Regions from separate parts of the Mus musculus genome. Here all the other regions are linked to region 5. The links are chromatin loops, found by intact Hi-C in ENCODE. Cell type or tissue: left cerebral cortex. All regions are shown on one strand.

Region 1 (5,000 bases), 200 kb after region 5:
TGAGTCTATAGAGCAAGCTTCTGGCAGTGCAGTGTGTACCACGCCCAAACGTGATCGTCACCCAAGCGTTCTAAACCATGGTGTGTGAGCCAGAAGCAGCTTCACAAGTCACTGCGTTCTGTGTATTTACAAGGTGCGTGCTAGGCTTTGGGCTGCTAGCAGTGGCTGAGTAAAAGCTTCCTGGAAGGTGGGGGACCCCGCCCCTCTGAAGCAATTGTCCTTATGCCTGTCCTGCCAGTCCTCACTTGTTTCATCAACTGGCAATGAAAACTCCAGTGGTGTTCAGTCTGATACCCAGCTGGAGCTGGAAACATTTTTTTGGAGAGACACATCACTTACATGCTAAAGTCAGAATGTCAGCCTTAGATTTCTAGTTCTGAAAATTGAGGTTTCCTCGCAGCACAGAGGCTGTGCTGACCTCTGAGACCCAGTGCTCAATTCTCCATGCGTCTCTCTGCATCCTAGGCTCTTCCCACTGGCGTCTGCTGTGGGGGCGGAGGTCACAGTGGTCTGTTGACCAGCAGGAGCGCCCAACCCTTGTGGGCCACAACTCTTTAGTCATCCCTGAAAAGCTAGTTGAGAGTAGCCCGGATATAAAAGGAAGCTAATGAGATATGGGACGGATTAAGAACTGGCCTGGATACACAACCGGTTAATTATCTGGGCAGATTCCAGTCCTGGCTCATCTGACTGCAGAGGTCAGCATCCCACATCTGTCCACGTGGAAACAAAACTAGATGATATTGGTGCTCCACTCCGAGATGCGTGGAGAGAAGGGAGTCTTGCAGATGGGGTAAAGAGGCCTCTTTACAGCTAAGACCTGCATCTAACATTATAAATGGCTCACTCCTGGACCTCGCTCCCCCAGCCGCCCCGTCCTAGCTGTCCCTTGCTTCCTGCTAAGGAGTGGGCACCACCAGCTGTGAGGCACAGCCACCACTCCCACCGGGGAGTCACTTGAGGCCTCAGCAGTGCTCACAGTTGGTAGTGGTACTTGTTAGAGAATGCGGAGAGCGGTGTGAGGAGGTCACCATGTTTTCTCTTTTACCTCAGGGTTAATTGTGAAAGAAATCGGCTCCTCCACCTCCAGCTCTTCGGAAACGGTTGTCAGGCTGCGTGGACAGAGCACCGACTCCCTTCCACAGGTACTGTGGATTGAACCCTTCATTGTAGCAGCTAGAGTAACAGGCCTACTTACGTCAGACTGCGAGTCATGCAAATGAGCAAACACTAGCCAGAGGGAAAGGATTCGTGACATACATCCTCACTGTCTGCTGACTTTTTTCATTTCGCTAGCTAGTTCCACTTACATTTGGGTTTTGATTTGGATAAATTGTATGTTATTGCACGCTCTCTCTAGCGCCCTCTGGGTGGGAGCCTCTGGTCTTCAGGCTTCTGGTTAACTGAGTATGTACACCTGAGCAGGTATGTCTGTGTCTTTGTCTGTGTGTCTGTGTGTCTGTGTGGTGTGTCTCCGGGCTGACTGACTGGTCGCCTCAGCAGGTGAAAAGGAAAGGTTGCTGTTTGAGTGTGCTCATTGAAGAGCAGTTTCTACCCCACTTTGCCTTTCAGATTGAATTTCCAAAGTGTGCTTTGCTGGACTATCTGCCAGCTGTGACCACTGAGTGGCTCAACACTAAAAATGTATTATATTCTTCCCCCTTCTTTCTTTGTTCTTTCTTTTCTCTCTCTCTCTCTCTCTCTCTCTCTCTCTCTCTCTCTCTCTCTCTCTCTCTCTCTCCCTCTCCCTCTCTCTCTCTCCCTCTCTCTCTCCCTGGCATCCTCTTACTTTCTCCTCTACCTTTTACCTCTACTTTTTTTTAATACCCATTTTTTGTACTTCTATAAAAGAAGCCATACTGTGAAAATGACATTTACTAAATATTTTTCTAAAAGTCCCAGTATTAACCAGTATGTATGGCATGGAAACTTAGAGGCCAGCTCTGCCAGCCCATGTATGCCGCACTGCACACGGTCATCCCTGGACATCACAGGTGTCGCAGCTGAGCATAAAAGACCAAACCTACAACTCTTGGCCATTTGTGTGCCTTGAGGGTTTGTGGCAATGCCCAAATAATTTCACCTCTGAGATCCTTTTGAGACTTTGGGGAGACTACTAGCAAGTTAAAGGGGTTATTCTGAATAGCTGATGTCACTCAAATGTGACACTTTGTAGCAAAATGTGTTCCTATAACTTTTGTGTCTAGCAAATTGGTGTCTTTTTCCCAACAAGATGTCCTTTGCCGTGCTAACCAGCAAACTAGCCTGTCCAGTTTCTCGGCTGCTCAGTAACATCTCCCATGTGTGGTATTACCTGAGTCAGCTTTTAACTTCTCTCTTTTCCACCAAGACCACTCGGGATCATGAGTTCAAAACGCCGGCCACCCACTGGTGGCATTTGGTAGCACAGGACCTCTTTGAGTGACCACAAACTGCTGCTTTTTTTATTCTGCATTTCAAAAATTATTTTTTGTGTGCGTGTATGTGCATGTGTGTGCACACGCATGCAGGTACCTGTAGAAGCCAGACGAGAGTGTCATTCCCCAGAGACTGGAATCATGAGTGGCTAAGAGCAGTGCTGTGAGTGCTTGAAGGTCTACCAGCTCGTCTGCAGGAGCAGCGGTACTAAGGCTAAGCCATCTCTGAAGCCCCAATTTCTTCCCAGCCTTTGGCAGCCAGAACACTTTATGTCCTGGACTCTTTAAAACTTGCTTCTTCAAGCTATGTTTCTTGAGTGATAATTGCTTTTCCATTTCTTATTAAAATATTAACAGACCCAAGCAGGAAAGGTATTAGCAAGTTGAACTGCCCTATCCTGATTCATGTCACTCAATTTCACAAATGCTAGGAGTGTGGCCCACCTGACTTTGTGCTGGCTGTATACACTAGGAGGATCGCCACACAGCTGCCTCAGGCATTGTGATATACTCAGAGTTACTCCCCAAGAAGGGCACGCACGGGTTGGAAAACCATTTCTAACATGAAAGGACTACTTGACATTTTACGGTTTGCAGCAGCTGTCTCTGCTGGGCAGAGACGTTACCTTCTCACGTGATCCATAATTGCATTTTTCTCACCCTTCTTTTATCTTGCAGACGATATGTCGAAAACCAAAGACTTCCACCGATCGCCATAGCCTGAGCCTTGACGACATCAGACTGTACCAGAAAGACTTCCTGCGCATCGCGGGCCTGTGTCAGGACACTGCTCAGAGCTACACGTTTGGGTGTGGCCATGAACTGGATGAGAGCGGTCTCTACTGCAACAGCTGCCTGGCTCAGCAGTGTGTCAACATACAGGACGCATTCCCAGTGAAAAGAGCCAGCAAGTACTTTTCTCTGGACCTTACTCACGACGAAGTCCCAGAGTTCGTCGTCTGAGTCGCCCCTGCGGGCAGCCCTGCGGGCAGCCGCTGTCTGCTGGAGGCTGTGGAGTCTGAGGGTCTTTACACATTATTTGTGCCATAACTTTTTCACCCCAAACTTAGCTTTTTCTTTATAGTATTCGAGATGGAAACAAAAGCCTTGGGACAGTTGCACTTTAAGTATTATGCAGAGGTAAAAGAAACAGAGAATGTAAGAGGAAGACAAGTGCCCAGATTGTCTATTGCCCCTTTGGAAGGAAGTGTGCTTTCCAGCTTTACCCAGATTTCAGACTGTCAGACTGCAGTGTGTTTGTTCATCTCTTGTGTTCCGGTTCAAATTTATGTTTATCACGTGAAAGATGTTATAGGCTTATCTGTTTGCTTATGGGTTTTTCAGCCACTTCCTCATGAGGCACGGTTTGAGGGGGAGGACAAAGGGGAGTTCTCTCTTCTTTTCTGGAGAGCCATTCTTAGTACATAGCCATTGTTGCCTCACAGAGGTTGGTCCGAAATGAACACTGAAGTTGGTGGGAGTCTTATGTTCTAGCCAAAGATGTGTATGTGATGGAAGATGGAAGCCCCACTCAGAGTCCAGAAGGCGTGTGCCGGGACACTGGGCTCCTTCACAAATGGACAGTGCTCTGTCCGCTGTTTTGTTCTTCCATGACCTTCCCAGGAAGCTCTGGGATTGGCCTGTGCTTGTGACATGGTACATTTTGCAGTTTACAAAGCTGGTGTATGTTAACAACCATTGGGAATGTCTCAGAAGACATTTGTTTGGTTGTATTTCCTTTGTTGGTTTTTAATGGTGGCCAACAGATGGTGATGCTAGTTTCTGCTTTAACAAGATACCCTTACTGTATGTATATGTTATACGTATCTAGATACGTGGGACTCTGTGTGTTTATGTGTTTGAAGCTTAGTGACTCTTCATTTGGACTTCAGTATATGTCTTGCACACATAGAATTTCTTGTTTAATGTCAAGGATGCTTAGACACAGACAATCAGTTGATAAATGTAGAGTTAAGAGTGACTTTTCCATGTGTGCCTTTGGCCAAGATTCTCAACCCTGATTGCATAATAGACTTGTCCAGAGAGCTTTTAAAACATGCCCGGGTCCCACCAGGCCAGTTTAAACCAGTCTCCTGTGGCTGGGAGATTGATTTAAAGTGTACCAGGTTGAGACAGTAATGCACAGTAGGATTGGAGATCCAAGAGTGTCTTTCTATTCATTTTGAAGTAAAAGTATACAGAAAATATTAGTGATAGAGAATGGGCCACTTTTAAGACAGGGCCTGCTACTGTTACAGTGTATAATGAAGCCAGGAGAATGAGTTTGGTCAACTTGATATCCATTGAAGACGTTGCTCGCCCTTCAGGAGAGAACTTCATAGCACAATGTCTTTCTAGGAGATGTTTTTAATGATTTAGTATTTTACAACATTTGTTTACCATATTTTGATACTCCATTTTTGCTATCTGCCAGGTTTTATTAAAAAGAAGACTATGTATTATTTTCTAAAGAAACTCATATTTTTGTACAAACTTATGTTTCCAAGTAAGGAAGAAATAGATGTAGGGTCAGGCAGAACATAGCAGTGTTTCCCCCTGGCTAGGTCAGTGTCCCAGAGCCCG
Region 2 (5,000 bases), 210 kb after region 5:
ACACTGTGGGTTGAAATCATTGCTGTGTGGAAATGGTGCCTAGTAGTGTCTTTGACTCTTAACTTATGCAAATGTACCGCTTGGATACAATGTTTTTGTTGTTGTTGTTTCTTTTTTTTTTTTTTTTTTTTCTTTTTTTAAAGAGATCAAATTTATTTCACTCACTAACTACTGAACTGCTCTTAGTGGCTTCGCTTTCCTGGAAAGGGTGGCGTTGATGGGGTGGTGACATGGCTTCTGTCCGGCAAGTATTGCTGTGTTTGGGTAGAAAAGATAGGACGGATGCATAGCCCAGTGGGCTGCAGCTCCTCCAGAGGCCCAAAGACGCTTCCTGGCAGTGAACTCGGACTATTCAGCGAGGTGCTGGGATATTAATGAAAAGCCTGGAGGGGCCACATGGGAGTTGTTAGTAGGAAGGTGCCAGAAGGTAAGGCGGCTCCCTTTTCTGGGCAGGCAGGGGAGCGTGGCGCTGATGCCCTTGAGAGCGATCTGGTTTGAGTTTCCTCACTGAGAACAGCCAACAGATGGGTGTCTGGTAACCCAGCGCCCCTGTTAAGAGGATCCAAGTCAATTGTTCCACCTGGCACTGGGGCCGGCTCTGCCTCCAGTTTCAGCTTCAAGCCTCTTGGGGGCTAAGGACAAAAAGTGGAAGCTGAGACTGTATTCAGAGGGAGGGGCTGTAGACACAGAGGGTGCGGTGCCTGGAGTTGAGGGAAAGGATATCTCACCAGAAATCTGTGAACCAGCCCACCCTAGATCAAGGGCTAGGAAATCTAAAGGAGGCTCTGAAGCTACATCGGGAGCTTTTCTAAGAGCCAATCAGAACCTGGAGGAGTGCTGCCAAGGACCATGAAACCCATCCAGCCTTCAACTCCTCTCAGACTCCTGTTGGTACTAAACATACACACCCGAGCCACAGCCCCAAGCAGCCATCTCTGAGTTCTTTATCTTCTTCTTCTGTCCCCAAGTTCAGATGCAAAGGGAACTGTCTGCACCCAGGAGCCTGGGATGAATGTTGAAACTCTGCCTTTTAAACTGGGGACCTGACCACCTCTGTCTGTGATGTATTGGTGCCACAGGAGCCCACGGAAGGTGAGGGCGTGGCTCCCAGGTAGGGGGCGGAGCTCCCCAGTAGGGGCGGGGCTATTTGGTAGGGACTCTCCTATAGGTCATTGCCATTTTTTCATTCCAGTCATCTCCAGGGAGTGATGGTGTGAAAAAGGAGGGGCAGAGATCATCAGGGAAGGTGAAGTGATGAATGTATTAGATGCTAAAGATTAACAAAGCTTTCTTTGTTCTTTAAAAATTGCAGTTAAGTTGTTCGAGTAGGTTCAGAAACCATTCCCCTCCTCGTTTGCAACGGCATCCCAAGGACCTAATTAGTGCAGGGCCTGGCATAGGAAAGGTGCCCAATTAATGCTGAAGTTAGCAACAAGTGGAAGTTCTGTAGCCACGTGCCAGGAAGCCAGGTGAGTAGGGTAGATCACAAACACGTCTCCCCCTCTCCACTCTTCCTATGATCCATCTCTCCATTCTGGTCTGCGCTCCCGCCTCTACTCTGACAGTTCTCGCCAGCCCTCCAGTTCTAAAGCTGGCTTCTATTGTGTCTTTACCCTGTAGAGGCTTGTCAATAGCACCTGTCCTAACCTCCAATTCTGACTCACTAACCCATTTATTTACTATTTTCTGATGGTTGGTCTCCTCTTACATCATCACAGTGTAGGCTCTGAGAAAGCTTGCTAATAGACGTACTAACCATAGTCTTCCAGGGGTGCAGACCAGAGCAGCGATACAGGCACCCGTCTGACCCCTCGTGGAAACCCTACTGGACCAGGTGTACATGCACCCCTATGCAGCTTCTGATCAGATATGTAGAACAGCAGACATATGGATTTAGATAAGTGACTATAATAACGTTTGGCTATGGTAGAAAACTTAGCCGTAGATGAACAAGAAGAGGAAGAGACTTGTATTCATCCTAAATTACACATTTTTTGTTTTGTTTTGTTTTGTTTTTCTGAGTGGGGCTGATCTTAGGATGGATTTTGCCTACTCGGTGTTAACTTTCCTCCAATTCCATCCTCGGAAGCTGCTGGTGCCCCAGGGTGGTCGTGCTGTGCATTGAGTTTTCCTCACCGATGGACAACAAGCAAGGATTATCTTGAGCAGAGAGCTGAAGCGCAGTACAAGATGGTTTTGCTCTGGGGAAGACAGAAGCACATCAGATCGGATGAAATAGGAAAGCAGCTCTCGGAAGTGATCAGAAGACGCTGAGCACTGAGGGTGGGTGGGGAGGGCGGACGGCTCCAGGTGGTCTTCGTTCTGCACCGGACAGTGAGAATTCTCTTTCATCCCGGCTAGGTGTTTATGTGACCAAATGCAATTGTATGTCTTCAAATGTTCCCGGAACCCCACATTCTGAGGTTTACAGGCCTGAGGGAAACCATAATTCCGTCTTGGGCAGGACCCCAGTCAAAGGCTCAGCTTAGAGACAGCCCTAGGTAGATGTCGCTCACAGCACTAACTGTTCAGGACTGGTGAACAAAACCAGAGGCAGCGATGGCATGGCGTACAGATTCCTGGTCCCACCCTGTGTTTCCAAACGGTGAGCAAAGCAAGGAATTGGCTCTTAGAGCATCTCCCTCACTTCCTTGGTTGGCAGATGAGCGATTCCCAAGCATGATATGTGGGAAAGGGGAACGGTTTTCTGGAGCTGTAATCAGATTGCAAGTAGCTTCTTTTGTTTCTGCTCACGTCGGTGACAAACAGGAAAGGAATCCTGCTGTCACTATTGGGTGTTAGGCAAGCCTGGGTGGGTCTAGATGAACTGCCCTGCGGGGCAGGGAGGACCTCAGTCAGAGCTGGGCTTTTCTGGGCCCTGCCTGTTCTGACTGCAGCCTGACCTCTGGTGGTCGAAGAGAGTAATGCACAAGAGCAGCTCCAGGGGTCAATGTATAAATGATAGGCTTGGAAACGCCCCCTGAACTTCATTCACAGCGGCCCTGGCCAAGCCTAGGACTAGCTAACGAGGTTGTATCAGCGAATAGATTCCATGGTCCTGTGTGGCCATCCTTTGGCCTGGTGACTCCTGGGTTGTGAAGGCAGAGGTCAGGATGGTGCCCTTGCAGTGAGCTCTTTCCAGTCAGGAGTCTGGAGAGGTAGATGGTGACTGTGTGTGGTTCATTTAGCCAGTTACCTAACACACCGCTGAAGGCCTTCTGTAAGTCCAGCACTAGGCTGGATGCTTGAAGGACAAAGTAAAGAAAGATATGTGAATGGCCCTCTACCCCGGAGTCAACTTCAGACCTGTGAGAAGCAGAGAAAGACACCAAACCCAAAGGCTGTCCTTGGCTTAGCGCTTTGATTTCCTGCTGGCTTCTCTCCACTACCAGTCACATTCACACAGAAGAAATTACTTAACACATGAAGCACTTCTGGGAGGGGAGTTCTTTTGGTTGGTTGGTTAGTTTTAGATTTTTGAGATCAGGTTTCTCCATGTAGCTCTGGCTGTCCTGGAACTCACTCTGTATACCAGACTGGCCTCAAACTCACAGAGACTGACCTGTGTCTGCCTCCCGAGTGCTGGGATTAAGGGCACTGCCCAGCTGAGGGAGGTCCTTTTATAGTCCTCATTTTCCAAAAGAGAAAGAGTCTCAGGGAAGATCAGACTGTTTGCCCAAGGCCACCTAGCCCCGGTCCCGGTCAGCCTTCCTTCAGTGCTCACACTGCGGTCCACACTGCCCTCTGGTGGTCACTAGAACCCTCTGAGTACCTCACCTCCAGTCTTTGTGCCTCTGTTCGGTTGCTTTGCATCTACTTCTCTCTCACTTTAAGGCTTATTTGTTTTTTATTTTATGGGTATGTTTTGCTTGCATGTGTGCAAATGTAACACATATCTTCAGTGCCCATGGAGGCCAGAAAAGGCCAAGGTCAGATCCTCGGAGCTGAAGTTAGAGAAAACTGTGAACCACCATGTGAGAACCAAACCCGGGTCTTCTGCGAGAGTACCCAGAGCTCCTTACCACGTCTCTCCCCCCTCTCACTTTAAAAGTCATCTCTAGCCGGGCATGGTGGCGCACGCCTTTAATCCCAGCACTCGGGAGGCAGAGGCAGGCGGATTTCTGAGTTCGAGGCCAACCTGGTCTACAGAGTGAGTTCCAGGACAGCCAGAGCTATACAGAGAAACCCTGTCTCGAAAAAAACAAAACAACAACAACAAAAAAAAAAAAACCAAAAGTCATCTCTACTCACTCGCCCATCTTGACGCTCTTTCTTCTGCCCTGCACGATGTTGCATGCGCACCTGCAGTCACCATTTACTGCTGCCCTGTCTCTTCCTACCATTTAGGACCACGCCCCTTCACCCGCGTTAAGACGCCCTTCAGTTCATGTCCTGAACTCACTTCCTCCTCTCAGTCCATGACAGAAGATCTCCTTTTTAAACCAACACACAATCAAAACACAGAAGCAGAAGAGACTCTCTGCCCTCTGTCCATCTGTCCATCCTCCCTTTAGCGTACAGTCCCAGAAGGTATCCATCCCAACCGTCTCTGCTTTCTCAACTCCATTTCCCGTTCACCTGCTACCCTCTGCCTCTGCAACCTCCTCATTACCAAACTCTTGAGGAGGTTTCCAGGCTACACTGTGATGGAACGCTGCCTGTTAGCGAATGCTTCCTCTTTGGGAGCTCTTGTCACTCGTTGCTATGACAACAAGCCCTTCTGTGCTCTTTCTACCTCGAAGGTCATCCCCCAGTCTCCCTTCTGGCTTCCACCAGCAGCATCTCTGGTCCCTTCCCAGGTCTGCTCCCAGACTGCCCTCCGTGACTTCCATCTCTTGACTTCAACCACTTCATGGTTTGAACTGCACCTATCCAGTGCCGTCTCCCAGTACAGAGGGAGCCTAGCCATACCACCCCCCAGCCCCCAGCCTTGGATACCTGCTAGTCACCTCTACCTCCCTGTATTTAGAGCACCTCAGATCATTATCACAACATTCACT
Region 3 (5,000 bases), 150 kb before region 5:
TAACCCACCATGGAGGTCTTGAGGTAAGAGTCAGTTTTATCAGTATAACTATTTTCTAATGCTTAGGGGGCGAGGTGAAAAGAATGAACTATTCAGGTATTTAGTATTCCCTGGGTATCTCATAGGAAATCTTAGACCAAACAATCTCACGGAAATGAGATGAAGGTAAATTCAGCTTCAAGTAGGAAGCTTTTGGCTTCATTTTTCCCATCTGAGGAGTGCAGCATGCTCACCTTTTCTGCAGCCCTAGTCAGAATGTATCTGTGAGGCACAATGCCCGAACCAAGTAGGAGAGCTTTCCTATTGATACCATTGTAACTAGAATACCTGTTTCTGAGTAATCCTGCCATAGCATTCATTACACTGCCCTGACATACTTCCCATTATTTTATTTAAGAGTGTGGAGTCTCTGACTCCAGGGGTGGGAGGGGTAGATGAAGGACATTTGAAAACGAGAGTGTGAAGGAAGACAGAAGTCTTTAATGAGAACTGCACAGAGTGATGGCTGCATGTGTCTGAAAATATAATTAGCCCCCCTTTTGTTTGCTTGATAGAGTTTTTTGATAGATAGGATCTTGACAGCTCTGTTATGAAATGTTAAAATGTAATTTAGTTAAAAAAAACCTTAATTATCTTAAATTATAGTCTGAAGACTAGCTCAGGGCTTTGATCCTTTCGTGTGTGGGACATAGCAGGGGCTGCAGGAGAGCCCCTCCAGATGCTCTGATTGCATAAAGGAAAACGAAAAACCTAGTTCACTGGTGCCCTGTCCACAGCTAGGGGGTGTGCAGATAGAGAGATACCAGCAGGATTTACCTCCTGTCCACTCAGAACCGATGGGCATTGTGGGTATTTCCATTCATCAGGGAATAAAACTCAGGCTCCTAAGTGCAGCGTTTGGGCTCTTGAAGAGCTAGCAGCAACAACCTACATCTCAGGCAGACGGTGGTGCAGAGCAGGCAGTGCAGGCTGCAGGGCTGGGTCACAAACCTAAGCCTTCCCAGACATCTTGCTGAGGAACTAGGCTTGCTATTGAAGGTCCCCAGGCCTTGTTCAGTTTATCACAAAAACTGAGCAGACATCGGACTGTTTCAGTGTGTTCAAAGCACACCATTACTTCTCAGTTCTCTCCGGTCCCCACCAATTCTGCCTTCTGTCCTCCCTTCATACCTGGTTCTTTTCTATCCTGCAAGTCTCCTTCCCTCCCTCCTACTCTCTCTCTTTCTCCCTCCCTCTCTCTCTCTCTTTCTCCCTCCTTCCCTCTCCCTCCCTCTTGATAGCAAATGTTCCTTAGACACAGGCTGCATGACTACCCTCCCCTCTTCACGCCCTAGCACCAGGAGAGTGAGTGTAACTTGGCCGAGTGCCCAGTATACCTTCATGATAAAAAACAAGAGTTCACCAACACCCACCATCCATTTGGCTTTAGCAGCTATCAATAAAGCAACCAGAATATCAATAATGAACCAGAAATAGAGGGGTTTGGGGAGGGGAGTCAGAGTGTTCGGGTTTGCCCTGGAGTCAGACGCTCTGCGTTTGAAGCCTGGTTGAATGGTGACCTCAGGCAAGTAGCCACTCTGTAACTCCGTTTCCTCATTAAAATGTGAGTGGCAGTAGGACTTTCTTCAAAGGCTTATTGTGAGGAACAGCATACAATCACATATATAAAATTACTTAGGAGGGAACATAGAGTCCTAATTAATTCTTATAATGACCCCTGATGGAGTTTCTATCATTTTCTCAGCTATAGATAAGAGGAAACCGAAGCCTGAGCAGGAAGAGAGCTGTCCCAACGATGTCTAGAAAGTGACACAGTCAGATTCGCAGCACACTGGTCTCATCCAGAACTATGCTTCACCACTGGCCCGGCTGCCTGCTGTTCCCCTGTGCTTGGACCCCAGGACTGAGTGGGACCAGCAAGTCTATGACACCCACAAGGCTGACGCTCTGTATGGATGCTCTTCTCCTCTGACTTCTTACTGAACAGGGATCAAGTTTAATGCAGTTTTGGATGTAAATGCTTGCAGCTATCATTTCAAAGGGAGACTCCTGATTTAAAAAAAAAAAGGCTTTGTCAAGTTCCGGGGGTACAGGAAGATGACTCTCTTAAGGCTTGGGGGAGTTGAAAGAGAATTTCACACTTGCTAATCGGCCTGATGCACAGGTCCTTCCTTAGGGCCTGTGAGGGTCCAGTGTGCCCCCCCCCCCATACGAAAATGGGTGTGCACGCTTCCCTCTCCTTCACCCATCAGTGTGTTTATGCTCAGTCTTCCTGCTCTTCGCTGTGCCTGGCTCGGGCTCCCGCACACCTGCAGGGAGCAGGAGGCATTACTTTTCCCCGCCCCCACAGGATTCCTGTGAACCCCAGGGTGGAAGCGAGGTCCTGAGGTCCTCAGGGGAAGAAGAGCAGATAGTAAATTGTATTTTTCTTCACGGTACCTTGCACTTTCACGTGGTTGTCTCAGAGGAAACACAAGCAGATCTCTGTGGGATAGCTCTCCTGCCAGAAAGCTCTCAGGAGCACCCAGCCCTCCGTTAGAGGCGTCTCAGGAGAGGGTACGTCTCCTATTTTATTGAAACACTTCCCGAGGTAGAGTCTGATTATGTATAGATGATCATTTGTACAAGGTCCTGTCACTTTGGGGCCTGGCTGTTTCATATTTTCTTTGAGGAAAATGTATTTTAAACATCTCCCCCCAACTTGGTTAATAGTTGCTCTCCATATAAAGTCTGTGTGAGTGAGCAAGATGGGCGTGCAAATGGCTGCAGAAATGGGTGTGGGAAACCATTTGGCCTCTGGTCTCAGTATGCTCATGCTAGGACACACAGACACTTAACCTGCTTGTCAGAGAGATGCCTGGCTGTCCTCGGCCCTGCCTGTTCCCTTCCTTATCCACACGTGGCACAGCAAATGGAAGGGCTTGCTGAGACATCAACCCGGGGAAGCCAGAATCCCTGTAAAGCTTGCTACCCCCGAAGCCTTTAGAAGAATCAGACATTGGAGGACTTGAAAAACCAAACAAGGAAAGCTGAGCTAAAGAAAGGCTGGAACAAGACGCAACAAGCCTCCTACAAATTATTCATAATTCCATTCTGATTCATAGCAGGAGTCAAAATAGCCTGCAAGCCCAAGGCTGCAGCTGGTGGGGAGAAGCTTGGCTGTGTTTGTTCAGTTCCTCCAATGAGGGCAGGCCAAGTGGAGGCCTGGGGAAGGGAGATCCCTGTAGATAAAAACGAGTCTTCAAGGCCAAATGGTCTTTTGGCTGAAGGTTCCAGATATTTGGTAACCAGATTTGGACTCTAACCAGGGAAGAGGTGGAGGAGAATCTAAGCCACTGTGGCTAGATAGACCTCCCTGGGGGTGGGGAATGCCCCTTCTCTGCCTTCATCCTACCCTTTGCAGATTATATCTGGCAAATGAGGTCCCTGTGGCCCGCCATTTTTGTCAGGTCACACCCCAGACCCGTGAATCAGCCAGCCAATTCACTATTCAAGAAAAGACCCCTGACTCTCTGTATCAAATGTTTAACTCCCCTGCTGAAGGAAGTCTCGCAGAAAACTCCCTTTGGGGGCTTTGGGTTTTTCTACCAAGAGAAGAGGCTGTAATGGTCCTGATAGGTAAACAAATTTTGGTGCATGCAGAGGTGCAATGGTTTGGAACACGGACGAGTAAGGGTTTGCTGGGCACCTTTGCCATGGAAGAGGAGCTCAGTCCTATTGGCTGTGCCTGCAGGCCTGTGACATCACGGGTGAGAAGCACACAGGGCATATGGCACGTGTTTAGCCTCAGAGGACTTTCACCCTGAAGCTCAGCATCTCCTGTGAAGTGACATGTGGCTTGGGGGCTAAGTTGCTTGATGTAAAAGCTAAATGTTAGTTAAAAACACAACCTGAAGTGCCCATGGGGGAGATGGGTCATAAGACGGATAGTGAAGAACGGACGGACAGGGTTAAGGTCTTCAAAAAAGAAAGGTGTTCCCAGCAAGAGGAGTGTGCTCTCAAGAATCATAGAGGTACTGATTTTCTGGAGAGAAGGGATGTCCTGGAAGGTATGAAATAAATGGGCTGAACCATGAAGGGCCCCAGAAATCTATGAAGAACAATTTAGAAAACAAGGGAGAGCTGTTTGCTTTTTTTTTTTTTTTAGTAGCAGGGACTGTGTTCTTCCATGGCTTCTCAGGAGGAGAAAAGATATTGTTTCATGGGAATCCAAAGCTGAGTACCACTCACATCCTAGAAACAGCTGGAGAGACCCAGCTTAGAGTTTGCATTTGAGATGGATGGCTGGGGGCTGATGGGAAGTAGAAGGGAGGTGGTGCTCTGGCTGAGAGGGCCTGGGCAGGGGAAAGGGGCACTCAGTCAGTCAGTCCCAATATGACTGGAGCCAGATATGGAGTTAACTCAAGGTCATGGGCTGGGGAATCTCACAGAGAGGGCCTGGATTCATGAACTGGGCCGGAGGCTGAAGTAGTCATAGAAGCTAGCAAGTAGGGAAAGATTTGATGCTGTGGAATTAGTCAGTTATCCATGGTAAAAATGAGACTGGTAAGATATGCTCTGGAAAAATCGCAACAAGTCAGTGATGGGTCACAGAGCCTTAAAGGCTGGCACTAAAGCTTCATTCAGTTGTGGGATGAGGTCAAGACCAACTGTGATTTGTTGGTGGGGTCATTCCACAGTCTGCATAGAGATGCCATAGGGTTGTAGCTATGTACTGTTGGCATCTAGGAAGCCATGGTGCTCATTTCTGGTGATGTTCATCAGTTAGAAACCACTGAGACAAATCCATGCCATAAGATAAGAATCTTCACATGACATGGAGAGAAACTACAATCATAGCTCAGAGATAGATGAGCAACTGTTTGTCGGGCTGGCTCGGATTGTGTGATGTCGTTTATCCACTGTGCTAACTCTAACTTGGGCTCTACAAGAACGGATGGACTGATGAATTAGTGAAGTGCACTGTGGATTTGGGAAGGCCAAGTGAACGGTGGCCTCAG
Region 4 (5,000 bases), 82 kb after region 5:
GTGAGGTCGAAGGCACAGAGCCTTCAGGGAAAGTTTAGCTTGTGTTTACAAAGATCAGGTTTGCGCATGCGCACAGCACTAGACTCTAGGGAAGAATGTAGCCCTGAGCTCCACGGTAAACTGGGTGCTTTGCCATTTTAGGATAAGGAGAATGACTCTGGCTGAAGGCAATCAGTAGAGGCTATCTGGGGGAGGCAGTGTCTGCCTCTGACCATGAAAAGTTACATAGCATTCAGACAATATAGAACTAACAAAAGGACTTACCAGCACAGAGAAAAGATATGAGCACAGGCGTGGGACAGAAGAACTAGGGCTCATGTTTGGCTGGAATACAGGAGTCATACAAAGGAAAGACAGCATTCCCCATGCTGTGGGGTTGCGTTGGACAATGGCTGGGTTTCTCTGTGCCTTTTCCTGGTCTGTACAATGGTGATAAAGGGTTAATTTAGAGGATTGTGTAAGGAGTAGATGAACTCTGGAATGGGGGCTACTTAGAACATTCTATGCATACAGTAAGATGTACATCAGAAAGATTAATGAGAGAAGAAATGCTAAAACAAGTTTCTAAGAAGCTCTGCTTCTAAGTACACAGTTCCCAGGTCCGCTAGCATTCTCTGGGCTAGCCCAGCATGGGGACCAGCTGTAATCTGGTCCTGGAAACATTGCTGGAGTGTAGGAAGAAACAGGCCTGGGAACAGAGCTGACTCTGGAAGCAGATAGCTGCCGCCTTCTCCCGACTTTGTTTGTTTGTTTTGTTTGTTTTTCATATGGAATTTGAAGAAAGAACAAGAAGCCATTTTATAGCTCCAAGGCTTTCTCTCCAGCAGAAAATGCTCCCATTTTCGATCCTTGGCAATGAACACATTAAAAAGAGAGATGAGAGAAAATAGCTTTGTGATATAGAGGAAAGCAATCAGCTGAGCAAACCAAAACAGCAGACCCCAGCCAGAAATCCCGTCAGCAACTGTAGACAGCGAGCGCACAGACCCCAGCCAGCAATCCCATCAGCAACTGTAGACAGCGAGCACACAGACCCCAGACAGAAATCATGTCAGCAACTGTAGACAGCGAGAGCACGGCCCCAGAGCCAAACCTAGACCCTGCATAGTTAGTGCGCAAGCGCCCTAAGAACAACCCAGATGCAGTGGGTGGGCTATGTGGGCACAGCGTTCGAGTCAGGCTCTGGCAGCCCCTTTGGCACCCTGCCACTTCTCCGAGGCAGTACAGCCTCCTCCGCCACTCTGGCTTGACCCAGTGGTCAGGTCCTGAATGATGACAACTTCCCAGGGTAAATTATTTTCCTTAAATGCAGAAGCAAATGTTTTTGAGATCCTCTGACTTCTCTGCCCTCCGTGCCCTCTGAAAACTAATCTAACCTCTGAGTGGTGTGATGTCAGACCAAGGCCCCAGGTCCTCCCAGGTTGGGATGGAGAACCGGTAATCTCTACCTTTCTCGGATCAGCGACCAATCTCCAGCCATCTAATTCAGGCTCCTACAGAGTTAGCAGAAAGCTTGAAATCACAAACTTGAACTTTATAAATCCAAAGTCACACTGTTGATTTTCTAAGTTTTAATTACAACATTCTGATTTCTCCCCAAAAACTACAAAAAAAGAAAACACATTTGCTTCTCTTCCCCCTTTCAGAAAGCCCTCCTTTGAATTACCAAGGGGAATTGATGCCCTGGACCCAGACAATTACTACAGTCGGCAGCAAAGATGTGCAGAATCTTGGGGGCTTGACTTCTTTTTCTCCATTTTGTACCGTATTTCAGAAGAACACGAGGAACTGGCACATACTTTACTTATCAACAGGAATCACAATACTCCCTTGCCATTGACTAAAGAAATCCATTTGACTCTTGCAGGGTGGTGCAGGCAGGGTAGGGAAGGCTGGGATAGATGTAGAATTACAATCCCCGAAGGCAGCATAGCTTTCTGTTGCTCTTTAGCACAAGGGCTCTGGGTCTTCCTCAAGCCCCCATGCTCTGCTCGGTTTGCAAGGGCTGCAGTAACAGCAGAGCGCCTACTCCTCCCCAGCTAAGTCACAAACTCACCAGGAAGCCTTTATTTTTCTGCAATTTAGAATTTAAAGCAGCAATTTCATCTATAACATCTAAGCCCAGAATTTATTTTTAGCTTTTTCACAAAGAGAGTTGTATTCATTCAACCTTGCCTGACAATATAAGGAGGAAAAAGTGTTTTGCTTTAAAATAATAATTTAAAAAAAGTATAGATTTTAATTAGCTAAGCAGTGTGCCTTTCTCTGAATCATCAAACCTTGGCCATGGCCAAAGGCAGAGAGCCAGCTGAAGTGGAACTATGGTCAGATGAAGAGAGCAATGTCAAGGGCTGGCAGAAGCAGCAGTTGCCAGTATTCTGGTTAGTAATTTGCATATTATTGTAATGACCTATTAACACTTAGCTTTGAAATGAAAATTGAGTGATTAAAGAAAAAGCTATCTGGCAGCCATTTTTAGAACATAGAGATAAGGTGTATTTTCACCCCTGACTTCCTGAAGTAACTGGGGTGCGCAGATGTGAAGCTTCAAGCTTCTCTTCACCCCCACTCCTAGTACTCCCCACACCCAAGGAAATCTCATGGCTGGGGAAAGTTATCTGGCTCAAAGCCCCTAGGTGGAAGCACTGGGTGCCCCAGGGCTACCTTTTCCTGACAACTTAGAGAGGCATTTTCTTGCCCTGGGTTTAAAATGTCTTTCTGGGAAGGAAACTTGCAGCCTCATTTTGGGTAGCTCACCCCACCCCCAACCCCAAGGGTGAGTGCATCCTTGCAGAAGTTTCAAATCTTTACTTCAGAGCCTGACAAATCTCTGCAAATTTACTAAAAGGTTCGAGAACTGCCTCCAAGCTTGGGTTGCTGCTTAATGAAAGAAGAAAAAAAAAGAATTTTTCTTTGATCATTTATGCACATGTAAAGCCATGAAATAGGGACACTTGGATAAAAGCAATGGCCCCTGAGGATGTTGTAAAGCCATTATCCACGATACTGGAGTCTACTTCACTTTATCTCTATATGCTAATGTTTTTGAAAAGGAAGAAATGATTTACTCACTTTATGACTCTGAAAAGTTAGTCACCAAAAAAGCACTAAAGTAAAGAGAAAAACCGTTCCCACTCTCCTCCCCAGCAGCTGTCCTCCACTGAGTGAGTCATCCCGGAATCTTCCTGTCAGTGGCATGGCTGAAACCTTTTCCCATCACCCCACCTTGCCTAAGCAAAGTGGACAATGTTATCAGACTTAGGCTCACAGGAGAGTGCCCCAATAAGCCAGATCCAGCCACCTAACCTCAATAACCCAATTTATATAAACATGAATAATGAAAAGCAGAAAAGGGGGATATTCTGCATGTGGCCACACTGAGAAGAGGGGCAACAGGAGAGTTAGGTTCAAACAGAAGCCAAGAGATATACATGGCCCAGAGGCCATCCCCGCCCACCACTGTCTCAGCTCACGTCTCACCAGTAATCATCTAACAACTTGTGAACCTTTCTCCAGGGGAAAAGTTCCTCCTCTGGCTGGCCCCTGGGCTTCAGGTTTTCCCTCTCCAGCAGGAGATGCCTAGGGAAGGTCTAACATCCTGGATTCCAGTGATTCAATAATCTAATAGCCAAAGAGAAGGGAGCAAGAGTGTCTTAGACTATATCCACTCCTGCCAGCTCTACAAGAGGACACGGTTATAGCCACTAGTTCACATGGTACCATGCATGTTGAATATTGGCAATTTTTTAATGTTGTCTGCTACCACTTAAGTTGGGGATATGAAACCAAGGTCCCCAAGGTACAGTGTGTAGAGAATTGTCCCAGACACTCTCTCTCTCTCTCCCTCCCTCCCTCTCTCTCTCTCTCCCTCTCTCTCTCTGTTGTTTTGGTTTTTTGATACAGGGTTTCTTTGTATAGCTCTGGTTGTCCTAGAACTCGCTCTGTAGACCAGGCTGGCCTCCAACTCACAAGGATTCACCTGCCCCTGCCTCTGCGAGTGCTGGAATTAAGTTCAGGCACCACCACTGCCCAGCTGTGATTTGAACTTGGCCTTTCCTTTATATCACTAGTGCTCTGCTGCCCTGGCTAAACAGTTGGCAGCGGAATTATCTTAACCTTCTTGACCAGACTCACAGCATCAAAATCACCTTCCTGGATAAACAGCTGGATATCCTGTGCTCAAAAAGGACTTCTTCAACATCCAGTTAGTTACATAACTACATATTCTTAGAGTGGAAACTCCCAGACGATAGCTGGTCCCTACCAGTCACTCCTTGATGTGAATGACTTCCTGAAAGATAATTAGATACTCCAAGAAACAGAGCTGACTAAGGAAAAGAAAAGTCATGTTTGTCATTTTATTTTAGTTTGCTTTGGGGATAAGATCTCACTGTGTAGCTCTGGCTGACCCAGAACTTTATGTAGACCAGGCTGGTCACAGAGAGCTGTCCTCTTGCCTCTGCTCCTGAAGGCTGAGATTGAAGGCCTGTGCTACCACTCCCAGCTGTGCAAGGTGGTTCTTAGGGGACAGGTTGGACCAAGTTAGCTTTTAACCTCCTGAGACTACAAGTGTGTGCCTTCATGCTAGACAATTTTTGAACCTGGGAACCTGGGAAGGATGACCCACCTACTATGGAAAGGCTTGGGGACAGTAGGTGTGGACGTGAGTGGGTGTGGGTGTAGGGTGTCAAGTCCAGAACAAAGAACGATGAAGAGAGAATCCTTACTAACTCTGTGGCTTGGTCTGTGGCTAGATACAGGTATATTATTACCTCATTAGTATGAATGGATAATTTGCAGTATGAGTGGGCCACTTGCTATAGTGATCCACACATAAAGAGGACTTTTTGCAGTCTTTGAATGATTGAAAAAACTAAAAGAAGAATATTATTCTATGACATATATAAGAACTTTATGGAATTCAGTTTCAGTGTTTATAAATAAAGTTTTATTGAGACAGTCTCCCTGGTTCATGTATGTCTTTTCTACGGCAGATTTTG
Region 5 (5,000 bases):
CAATTTCCCAGGCCCCATTACTCCTCTGAGAATGACTAAGACAAGAGGATCCTTCAGGACAGGTATGACATTAGAAATAGGACATAAAATATTATGTCAAGTTTGGCCACATAAGAGAAAAAACATCATCTCAGCATGTTCAGATGACCTTTTAAAATCTGGGTTTGCAGAGACAAAAGGATTTTAAGGGTTTGCAGCCCCATGGCCTCCAACATCCCCACGCCCATAGAATAAAATGAAGCTTTGTGCTACAATTGCATCTGACAAGATTCTTCTTTCCTGTGATGAAGAGTGTACCATGAAGACGTTCTAGCGATAGGATACCTTATCTTACCCTGAGGCACAACAGAAGAAGGGCATGTATTAAGAATCGGGGGAGAAAGAGAAGCACAGACTTAGATGTCTCCGTGCATCCTGGGCAGCTCATAAGTAAAGAGTCCCCTCCCAGGACCATGAATCCTGTGGGGGAGGAGAGATGACCCAGGACCAGCAGTTAAGAGCTCTGCCCGCACATCTCCATAACTCAGGTTCAATTCCCAGCACCCACATGGTGGTTCACAACCATCTGTAACTCTAGTTTCAGGGATTCTGATGCCCTCTTCTGGCCTCCTTGGGCACCAGGCCTGTATTACATAGTTATACATGCAGGCAAAACATCTATACACATAAGTTAATAAAATATTTTTAATGTAACTGTGGGTCCATTTTATAGTTTCAAAATATCACATTACTTGACAGTAGACGTGAAAGGGTCAGACACATAGAGACTCATGACTTTAACACCAGCTTCACGAAAGGAACCTCTGTATTCCCACACTCCCTGCGGCTTCCTCTCCAGGGTTGTTGTAAGGACCCAGTGTGAAGATGTGTGTGGAACTGTTCCACAAATTGTATTAAATGCTGGTGGCTGTCGTGGTGGACCTGCCTTCTTTGTATTATTAGTTTTCTCTCTAATGAAATCTAAGGGGCTAAAGTGTCTTTCTGATGACCCTTATCATTTCTGACATACAGAATATTCTTCTCCCACTTTGGGAAATTTTAACCAGTGTGAGTCAAAAATGACACAAGCCTTACCCTGCGTGTTAACTGACTTCCTGCTTGGGTGGAGCCTGGGAGATTTGATTACCTCATTGCCACCATAGCGTTGTTTCCCCCCTGGTTGACTGTGGCTATTTGGTTATATAATTCCTGTTTCAGCAAATGCTCTAATGAGCCAGGCCATGTGGTCATGTGGTTCTGAAAGCAACACATCCCTTCAGAATGACTCAAGCAAGCTGCCTCTCTGGCACATCAATTGTGACACGCACACAATCACGTATGCGTTATGCTCCATTTAACGAACAACAGCCAGAGGAATGAGTAAATTAGGCCTGTCCTCAGGGTGCTCACTGTTGCACTGGCTATAGACTATATGAGACTACACATGCTACCCTACATAGACCCTGCATTTCTGGCTCTGTGCATGGGATATGGTAGTTAGAAAGATTTGCTGACAGACATGAGTAAGATAGACTATGTCTGGAATCTGAGTCAGAACAAAGTCACTGGGCTCCAACTCTTTGACAGCCAAAGAGATGTTGAAGTCTTAATACGAAGGAGGATCCTGTTGCCAGTGAATTCCAGAACAACCACAGTCTTAAGACTACTTCTCCCCCTGGGAGGTGGGGGGAAAGGCACGGTGACCCTTGCACTGTGATGAGATGACTTTGCTGGGACATCTTGTATACCCAAGAGTTTCTATGAAGGAGAAGCATTAGAGAGAGCTATAAAGGGGATGAAAGGAGACATCGAGGCAGAGATTCCTCGTGGCATAAGGTTGGGGGTGGGGGGCTTATCGCTGACAAGATATTTGATTAGTAAGCACAGGGGCCACAGAACCTTTATTAACTGTTATAAAATATGACCTGTGATTGTCCTCGGTACTGAACATGAACAGCATCCAGTATATTCACTCACAGAGCTTATTTGTAAAGTTATCCCTACTACACACCAAGGAGTAATATTCAAAAACTCCTGCTCTAGGACAGATCTCATTAAGAAGACGAAAAGGTAAATTACAGGATGGAGAAAAAAAAATACCGATAACATATCTAACAAGGGAACTGTCCCCAGATACAAAAAGGATATTTGAAACTAAATCATATAAAAACCAATAACCTATTTTAAGCATGGGCCAAAAAGAACTGAATATATGCTTCACTAAAAGAAGCTGTGTGAGTGACCAAAAAACACATGAGAAGATGCTCAGCCTCATTAGTCATCAGGGAGTCACAAATTATATAGCACAGCGAAGTACCGCTAGACACCCACAGCTAGGAGCAGTTTAAACACCCGCAGGAACAGCCAAAGTTAGAAAAGACGTCTGGCCACTCCCACTCACATGCACTGTCCGGGGGCAGGTGAAGTGGTGCAGCCATTTGGGAAAGAGGTAGGCAGTGCCTTTATAAAGTTGATCAAATGTCTCTTTGTGATGACACGGCTGTTGCACTCCATGTACTTTATTCAGCAAGAATAAAATATAAGATAAAATACACATAGGAAACAGACATTTTAAACATGAATATTCACAGCAGATTTGTTCTTCGTAGCCTCAAACTAGAAACAAGCAAAAACGTCTATCAAAGATGAATGAATATACAACACATGATATATTTGTGCAATGAGATTAAGGCCAGCATTTTAAGTGAGTGAACGGTTCATATATACCACGTGGATGGTTTCAAAAACATTATGCTGATCAAAGACTAGACAAAAAATAGACTGAAAGACTGAATATTTATGATGTCCAAAAAAAGACATATGGTGGTTAGGAGTACATACTGTTCTTACAGAGGACCTGAGTTCAGTTTGCTGCACTCAGATCAGGTGGCTTTCAGATGCCTGTAACTCTAAGTCAGAGGACCTGACACTGCTCTCTGCAGGTGCTCACACCTCTGTGTGTATGCGAACCCCATCCCCATACACAGAGACAGACAGACAGACAGACAAAGGGAGAAAGAGTCAGAGATAAAAAGACAGACAGAAGAGACAGAGATAGACAGACAGAGACAAAGATAGATAGACAGAAGCAGACCAAGAGTGTCAGAGACAAAGACAAGAAGAGAGATTAAAATAAAAACTCTTAGAGAGAGAGAGAGAGAGAGAGAGAAAGGAAGGGAGGGAGGGAGGGAGGGAGGGAGGGAGAGAGAGAGAGAGAGAGAGAGAGAGAGAGAGAGAGAGAGAGAGAGAGAAAGAAAGAAAGAAAGAAAGAAAGAAAGAAAGAAAGAAAGAAAGAAAGAAAGAAAAAACTTAAAGTGTAGCAGAAACAAGAAACAGAAAGCAAATCTTTGGAAGTAGTCAGCTTGAAGGTGCCAAGGAGGTGAGTCCAAGAGACCTCTTGGGGATGGTGAAACAGTCTGTGTGTTAACTGTGCCTATGGTTATACAGATGTGTGCAATCAGCAGAGCTGCACCCTGACACAGCTACACGCTATAAGACATTATCAGGTTGGTTTTTATAAGTGCATCAGCATAGTAGAGTAGAACTGCCAAGGTGTTTCTATCGCAGACGTCTACTGACTTTAGAATGTTCTTATTATAGCAGAATGTAAAACACTGATGTAAGACGGAAGGACATGAATTGGAGGCACTGCTGCCTGCGTACCCTCCTAGCGGGTATGCTGAGTTATATCTCAGGGAACATGAAACATGACGTCCTCGATTCCCCAGAAGCAATAGACACGAGTATCGTGTCTTCTCATAGAGAATCTGCTCCGAAATAAAGGGCCTTTGTCACTCACATTCATGAAGAGAAGCAGTGTTTTCTTGTTAGAAACGGGAAGACTGAGAACACCCAACATAAAACTTCTAGCCAGGAAGTAACTCTTGACTCCAAACAAAGGAAGGGGCAGGTTTTTATTATTTTAATTACATGTCTTTTTTGGGGGGGACCGGGGGTCCTAAGGAGGCTAGAGTTATGATAGATGCCCAGGAGCTGGAGTCATAGGAGGGTGTCAGTTGCCTGGCTCTAGTGCCGAAGCCAAACTCAAGTCCTCTGCTTGGGTTTGAGAAATACAAGTTTCTAAGCACTAAGCCATCTCTCCAGCCCAAAGCTGAGAAAGCAGATTTTCCATTCTGAGACACTGTGATCTGCTGAATTAACCTTGAAAGGTGTCAAGTTCAGTGACTCACCCCGTGCACTTCAGAGACAGTCTTGGTCTCACTCCTTTTCTTTTCTGTGAAATACATGCTGAGTGCAAGCCTCGTAGGTATTCCAGAAGATATTGCTAGGCCAGGACAAAGACGACAACCTACGCCCCTCTTTCACTTCCCACTCCTGTCTTTGTGTCTCTGTATATAAGAAGTTTACTATGTATTGTGGTGGGTCAGCTCTTTCTTATTTCAGCCCTGAAAAAAAATTTTGTTTCTCAAACTTTTCTAACTCAAAAAGATAAATTTGTAAAAAAGCAGAAGTGATATTTATGTCTCATAAATTCTTAGCTTTGCAAAATTCGTATTTGTGGCTGCATCTGGCATAAGCCCACATCCTTGCATCGCGTTTTCTCTGAGCAGCACTGCAGACTCACTTAGAATGCAGTGGAAAGTGTGGGGTAGAGAATGAGCACTACTAAACGCAGTTATCATCTTAAATGTACCAGGAATAAAGGTCATGTTCACATGACTCACCCACAGAAACAAAGATGGAATTCTTAATTTAGTCGTCCCTCGGGGGTGTTATTTAGCAGGATTTTAAAGGTGGTTTAAACACACCTCTTAGTGATTCATAAAAGAGCACACATTAAATTGTAAAATGGATTCTTCTGTAAAATGGTTTCTTCCTAAATATCAGAAACTCCACCGCGGTTTTTGGCCTCACATTTTGGGGGTATTGAATGGCAGACAAACAATGTCATTCTGAGTCGCACGCCTCACAGACGGTTACTGTTAGGTAAAGAGAGAAACCTAAAGGGCAGGGGCAGAAGTGAAATCATAAAATGATTGGCCATTTAAAGACAGCCTTTG
Region 6 (5,000 bases), 110 kb after region 5:
AGCCTGGACCGTAGAGGATCATTGCAAAGCAAAGCAAATCAAAGGTAGGAGGGGACAGAGAGAGGCTGTAAGGCCAAGATAGGAAGTGCCATCTAGACATGGTGGGTACCGGGACTCAAAAAGCAGGCCAGGTGGCACCTGCTCTGCCATCTCCAGACTGATGTTAAAGACCAGGAGTGGCTCTGGCAGCTCTCTGCTCCCTGTGTCCTTTCTTTTGAGCTTAGTTATCACTCAACTCTGTCTCTGTTTCTCTTGCCGCTCTGGGCTTAACTCAGTTTAAAGGCTGCAGCCCGTGAGTCATTACCTGCAGAGCTAGAAAGTAACTGGAAGATGGAGAGTGTCCACTTCTAGGAAGACAAGATGATGGTGAGCTCGCTCACTGCTCGGATGACAGATACAACTGATAAGGAGGACGTTATGAATGATAAGCGCATAAGACATTCTGAGCAACTGGAAGTATAATTGTAACATCATACATTTACACAAGGCAATGTTCTAGAAACTTCTTAGAGTTGTATAATTACCACCACAATCCAGTTTGGGAACAACTCCAATATCCTGCAGATGTGCCCCATGACTGTGTTCTAGTCAGTCCTGTCTCTTACTGAAAGCCGTGGCAGACTCTAATATACTCTGTTTCCATTCCGGTTTCATGAACTCGTGTTCTGTCATTTATTTCTCCCTTCTTGTACTGAGTACAGCAGCTTTAAAGTTCATTCATAGTGTCAGCTATGTGCTCTTTTTATTCTGAGTAGACTTCCCTTTCCAACTGGCATTGTTAATGATGCCCCTAAGAATACTCACACAAGCTGGGTGGTGGTGGAGCATGCCTTTAATCACTGTGCTCCATGGGCAGAGGCAGGCAGATCTCTGGGTTCAAGGCCAGCCTGGTCTACAGAGGTAGTTCAGGATAGCTGGGGCTACACAGAAAAACCCTGTCTCAAAAAAAATAGAAAGAAAGAAAGAGAGAGAGAAAGAGAAAGAGAGGAAGAGAGAAAGAAAGGAAGGAAGAGAAAGAGAGAGAAAGAGAGAGAGAAGGAGGGAGGGAGGGAAGAAGGGAGAGACAGACAGACAGACAGACAGGCAGGCTTTGGCTGGATGATATCATAGGTTTAACTTGATTTCCTGCTAGTCTGGTATGAGGAGGGTTCTAGATGCTCCATAGCCTTGCAAGTCTTTGTGTCTGTCTTTTTAATGATACTCACCCTGTGGGATCGCAAGCCTGTACAGTGGCACACAGCCATTCATCAACATGACACCACACAGGTTAAAAAAGTGTGCTTAATCAGAGACTAAGGGGGACAGGAGACGCTGGAGGCAGGTTCTTCCCCCTGCAGTCTGGTCAGTTGCTTCTCTATGGAAGGCCTGCTCTGTTTCTACACACCAACATAAGATTCTTACAGCCCGTGTTGTTATTTCAAAGAAAACAGAATCAAGGAAATAGTCTGTTCTTGATTTTCTTCTCAGATGATGAGATTGGATGAAAGTCGGAGATGAACATTTCCACATTCCACAACACAAAACTTATAATCCCTAAGAGAGTGTTGTTATAATCATCATTTTCCAAGTGAAGGAACCCAGGCACAGAGAGGTCAGCTAAATCACAAAAGGTCACACAGATAGCGAGGGAAGCTGAGATTCAATCCTACAGCATTTAGTTCCAAGCTGGAATTCACTATGCCAAGAACAAACAAACAGAGCAGGACAATCTTAAGGATCAGGGGGACTTTAATGGAAAGCACATGTAAATGTCAACTGAGGGAACTCTGCTCTGGGCTTCTCAATTGCCTATTATCATCCCTCCCATAGACAGCAGTTATCTTGTGGTGCGGGATTTCTCACTTCCACTCTCTGATGTCGAACGTGATGCAGAGTTCAAGCCCCCAGGACGGAGAGTCCAGCTGGAGGCTCTGGGGGGGGGGGGGAATGTGGAGGAGTGGGATTTCTGCTTGTGAAGACATTTTCATTGCCCAGTTAGTGCAGGAGAAAAGCCGTAGAGCCATTTTTACCACCCAAGGTGAGAAACCAAGAGGCTCCAGAATTAAACTGGTACTTTTTTTTTTTTTTTTTTGAGTAATAGTTCTGCTTCCCTCGGGTAGGAAGAACTTTTACTGATGTCACTGCCACCCACCACCACCTGGCATCTCTGTGGTGGCTCTAGGAAGGGATGGTGTGCGTGGAAGAAGTTATGTGGCCTCTCTGGGGCGAAGGCACTCTCCGTAGGCTCTCTGGTTTGATTGGCTCCCCTATTCCTTACAGAATCAAGTCGGGGGCTGTTCATGCTTAGTTTGGGATTGTGAGAGAAGGGACAGAAGATGAATATGAAGAAGAATATGAGTAATATACTAGGAAGTAACTTTTTCTTGATATTACGGCCAACGCAGATTCCGGTAATTGAGGATTATTTGTGTGTTTAACAATTAAAGTCTTTAAATTGTAGGACTTTATGTTTAAGTCCCAACTCTGGCAGAGTCTTGTAGCTTGGCTCATCTTGTATACTTAATAGCACTTACCTTCTAAGAGGAATAATTGGACAAAGCTACTAGCTAACACTGGGGCCTAAGAGTGAGGGGAAGGACTGAAGAGAAACTTCAAGTTGTTCTGCTAAAACAGTTGTTATTGTGAGGTTAATAAAGGTAGTGATGTGGCATAGATCAAACTGCCCCCAAACTGTGTCCCAAGAGAGGATCTTATGGGCTGAGCAACCCCAACTCCTTTATAAGTTTGAGAAACACTGAGTGAATTCTTTGTTGAGTACCAAACAGAACACATTCTTGAGCAGCATCAAACCATGTCTCCAGACTCGATGATAAATTTATAAATGCTGATTTATTTAGCTCCAAATCTAGGAAATAAACTTGACCGGTGCTTGGGCTGGGAGGGAGTCTACTGATTCTCATTCTCTGTCTCTCCACACTTCATGGTTTTCTGGTTGGGGAAGCTGAGGCACTGGTTTCGTCCAGCCTGTTACAGGCTATATATACCTTATCTGACCATCACAGTCTGGGCCCACATCAAGAGCCTACAAAGCAGTGATGTCAGTGTGTGAGCTAGCCACGGTGCAACAAGAAGCCCATCTATTGCACAGATGTGCAGAGTGAGGCAGGCTGCAGATGCCGGCTCGAAGATCAACCATCTCACTAAACAAGTCACTAACACAGCCTCTTCCCGATGATTACTTCCGATATGTTTGCTGTTTGTACTACAAACACAGCTGCACATCTTTGAATTAAAAAATGAGAAAGTGAGTAATTATCTGCCTTAATTAGAAGGTAACCATAGAATTATAATAATAATAAAAAAAACCAATGCTGTGTTTTTACAAGTAGAGCATGGTAAATCAAATGGTACGGATAATAACTCTAATCAATTTTCACATCTGGACCTAAAAACCAAGGTCCTGAGAAGGAACGGAAAGGCTGGGAACTAACAGCAAAGTGGCTAGGTAGTCCATGTGCAGAATGACTTTCGGAAGCAGTATCTTGAATGCCTTCTCCCCCTCCACACCTGCTTTATGTTTATAAACGATTGTTGGATGGACGGAGAAAGTCGGCACCTGTAGTCTGCGCTATGAGTTCAAACCTCTGTAGTCTTAAAACTCTGTGTCCTCTCTGTGTCACCTCTGTGTCCTCATGTGTATGAAATGTCAGAGCAGAAGACTTAGAGGTTGGGTTGCATGGGACCCTGAGTGCAGCCCACACTGTCCCCAAGAAGAAAGCCCAAATGAAACAAAGAGAGCTTGCCTAAGCACGGCAGCTTGTATGGCCAGTGCAAAGTAGATTGCAAGAGCTAACACTGCAGCCTAGTGCCTCTATGCTTACTATTATTTAATATATGTATGTGGGCTGCTTTAGTTTTCCCACACTTAAATGAATACATAACCACACTGAATATACAAGTACATTTTCATACAATAAAATGATGCGTAACTATCACTTAAAAATATTTGTATCTTGTCACATATGGTAGACTGCACATAGTCTTCTTACCATGCTTGGAAGACATCCACCTAATTTAAGTGAAGCCAGAATAAATAAATACACAGCCCCTTTGCTAAGAGGAGAAATGGAGGTACAGGGACCTCTCCCCTCAAGGGAAAGGACTATGCTGTAATGATGTGTGTCTGACCTGGACCTAGTATGGTGTCTCAACCATATTTGGCATGCAGTGAGTATCTCTTTGAATAAATGAATGGATGTTTATCATATCTCCGAATTATCTCTATTCCCCTATTCCCCAAACTAATTATTTGTCAAGGTGAAGGCTTTAATCAAAGCTCTTAGCCTAAGAAAATTAAATTGCTGGGCTTGGCCCCTTTTGTAGGAAATGAAAAACTCATGATATTCAAATCCTCTTGAGAAATCCAAACACATTTCATTTACCTTCCCCCCCCCCCTTTTCTTAAAAACAAAGGAAAATTTAAAAGATTAATTTATTAGCTTTTTAGCAAGTCAAAACAAAACAAAACAAAAAACCCCTAGAGAAAAAAAAGTAGAAAATCCTGTCTCTCTCTTGTGAATCTGGATGTAACTTGTAACTTAGTGTAGCTGAAAGAATGCAGTGAGGAAAACCAGACACAGGCCCTGGCACATTGGTTGCTCCTGATCCAGTAGAGTAATCTAGTTGCTTCCCTTGTACAAAATGAACATGTTAACTTAGACTATCTGCAAGTTCCTTTCAGGTCTGAAAATAGTTTCCCAACTGTCCTTCGTCGAACAGAGACTAACCTGTGTTCAGTGGTAAGCTTAGCTTCTTTGCCAGTACTGTGCAGGGAGTCTGGCTGTGTCCTGTTCTTGGATCCTTTAACATCACAAATGATGGGAACCTAGCTACAGGCAAACAAAATCCTTAGGTGTCAATCAGTGTTCCCAGTTGCACAGGGTTTTGTTTTATTTTGTTTGTAAAGGATATTTAGAGGAAAACTCAAGTGCTCTCACTTCTTTAGTGTCTTAAATACATTTTTACTGTGAGGCAGCATATTTTAAGGTTTGAGAATATAA

The links. Hi-C counts contacts between places; a loop is a spot of excess contacts. Peaks named below come from ENCODE experiments on the same cell type or tissue, not always from the same donor. Only the 100,000 strongest peaks of a DNase experiment are listed, where the experiment ranks them.
Region 1: a loop joins it to region 5, with 2.2 times the contacts of the local background. A loop is called at or near these places in 2 of 42 quality-filtered maps.
Region 2: it touches region 5 in a loop (2.3-fold over the local background); 3 of 42 quality-filtered maps call a loop at or near these places.
Region 3: it touches region 5 in a loop (3-fold over the local background); 2 of 42 quality-filtered maps call a loop at or near these places.
Region 4: a loop joins it to region 5, with 2.7 times the contacts of the local background. A loop is called at or near these places in 2 of 42 quality-filtered maps.
Region 6: it touches region 5 in a loop (5-fold over the local background); 2 of 42 quality-filtered maps call a loop at or near these places.

Annotation. Positions count from the first base shown.
Region 1 is chr12:70,896,289-70,901,288 of GRCm38, forward strand. Frmd6 (FERM domain containing 6) reads left to right here. Exons shown (of 14, transcript NM_028127.3): 13 at 1,054-1,145; 14 at 3,096-5,000. The coding sequence ends at 3,380. Among named protein-coding and RNA genes, the nearest start is that of Gm32664, 4.6 kb to the right of the region's middle. In left cerebral cortex, CTCF peaks have their summits at 1,377 and 2,407; a DNase peak (open chromatin) is centred at 1,286; H3K27ac peaks cover 200 bases.
Region 2 is chr12:70,907,507-70,912,506 of GRCm38, forward strand. It overlaps Gm32664 (a long non-coding RNA gene), which reads left to right. Exons shown (of 4, transcript XR_381658.4): 2 at 969-1,092; 3 at 1,313-1,469; 4 at 2,090-2,274. Gm46355 (a long non-coding RNA gene) reads right to left here and starts at 4,648. Exons shown (of 2, transcript XR_001780623.2): 1 at 4,252-4,648; 2 at 1,947-3,244. It overlaps Gm10457 (a long non-coding RNA gene), which reads left to right and starts at 4,381. Exons shown (of 2, transcript XR_003950189.1): 1 at 4,381-5,000. In left cerebral cortex, CTCF peaks have their summits at 2,915 (motif pointing left) and 3,743 (motif pointing left); DNase peaks (open chromatin) are centred at 839, 2,901 and 3,731; H3K27ac peaks cover 26 bases.
Region 3 is chr12:70,542,150-70,547,149 of GRCm38, forward strand. Gm32219 (a long non-coding RNA gene) reads left to right here. Exons shown (of 4, transcript XR_872795.2): 3 at 1-23; 4 at 1,745-2,438. Among named protein-coding and RNA genes, the nearest start is that of Gm32219, 9.0 kb to the left of the region's middle. In left cerebral cortex, no CTCF peak of the experiment used is centred here; a DNase peak (open chromatin) is centred at 3,055; H3K27ac peaks cover 1,196 bases.
Region 4 is chr12:70,775,752-70,780,751 of GRCm38, forward strand. No RefSeq gene overlaps it. Among named protein-coding and RNA genes, the nearest start is that of Gm51973, 31 kb to the left of the region's middle. In left cerebral cortex, a CTCF peak has its summit at 2,632; DNase peaks (open chromatin) are centred at 1,154, 1,979, 2,278, 2,783 and 1 more place; H3K4me3 peaks cover 314 bases; H3K27ac peaks cover 2,000 bases.
Region 5 is chr12:70,694,074-70,699,073 of GRCm38, forward strand. No RefSeq gene overlaps it. Among named protein-coding and RNA genes, the nearest start is that of Gm32322, 2.9 kb to the left of the region's middle. In left cerebral cortex, a CTCF peak has its summit at 2,335; DNase peaks (open chromatin) are centred at 1,336, 1,485, 2,369, 3,654 and 2 more places; H3K27ac peaks cover 2,740 bases.
Region 6 is chr12:70,806,045-70,811,044 of GRCm38, forward strand. No RefSeq gene overlaps it. Among named protein-coding and RNA genes, the nearest start is that of Frmd6, 17 kb to the right of the region's middle. In left cerebral cortex, no CTCF peak of the experiment used is centred here; DNase peaks (open chromatin) are centred at 545 and 2,128.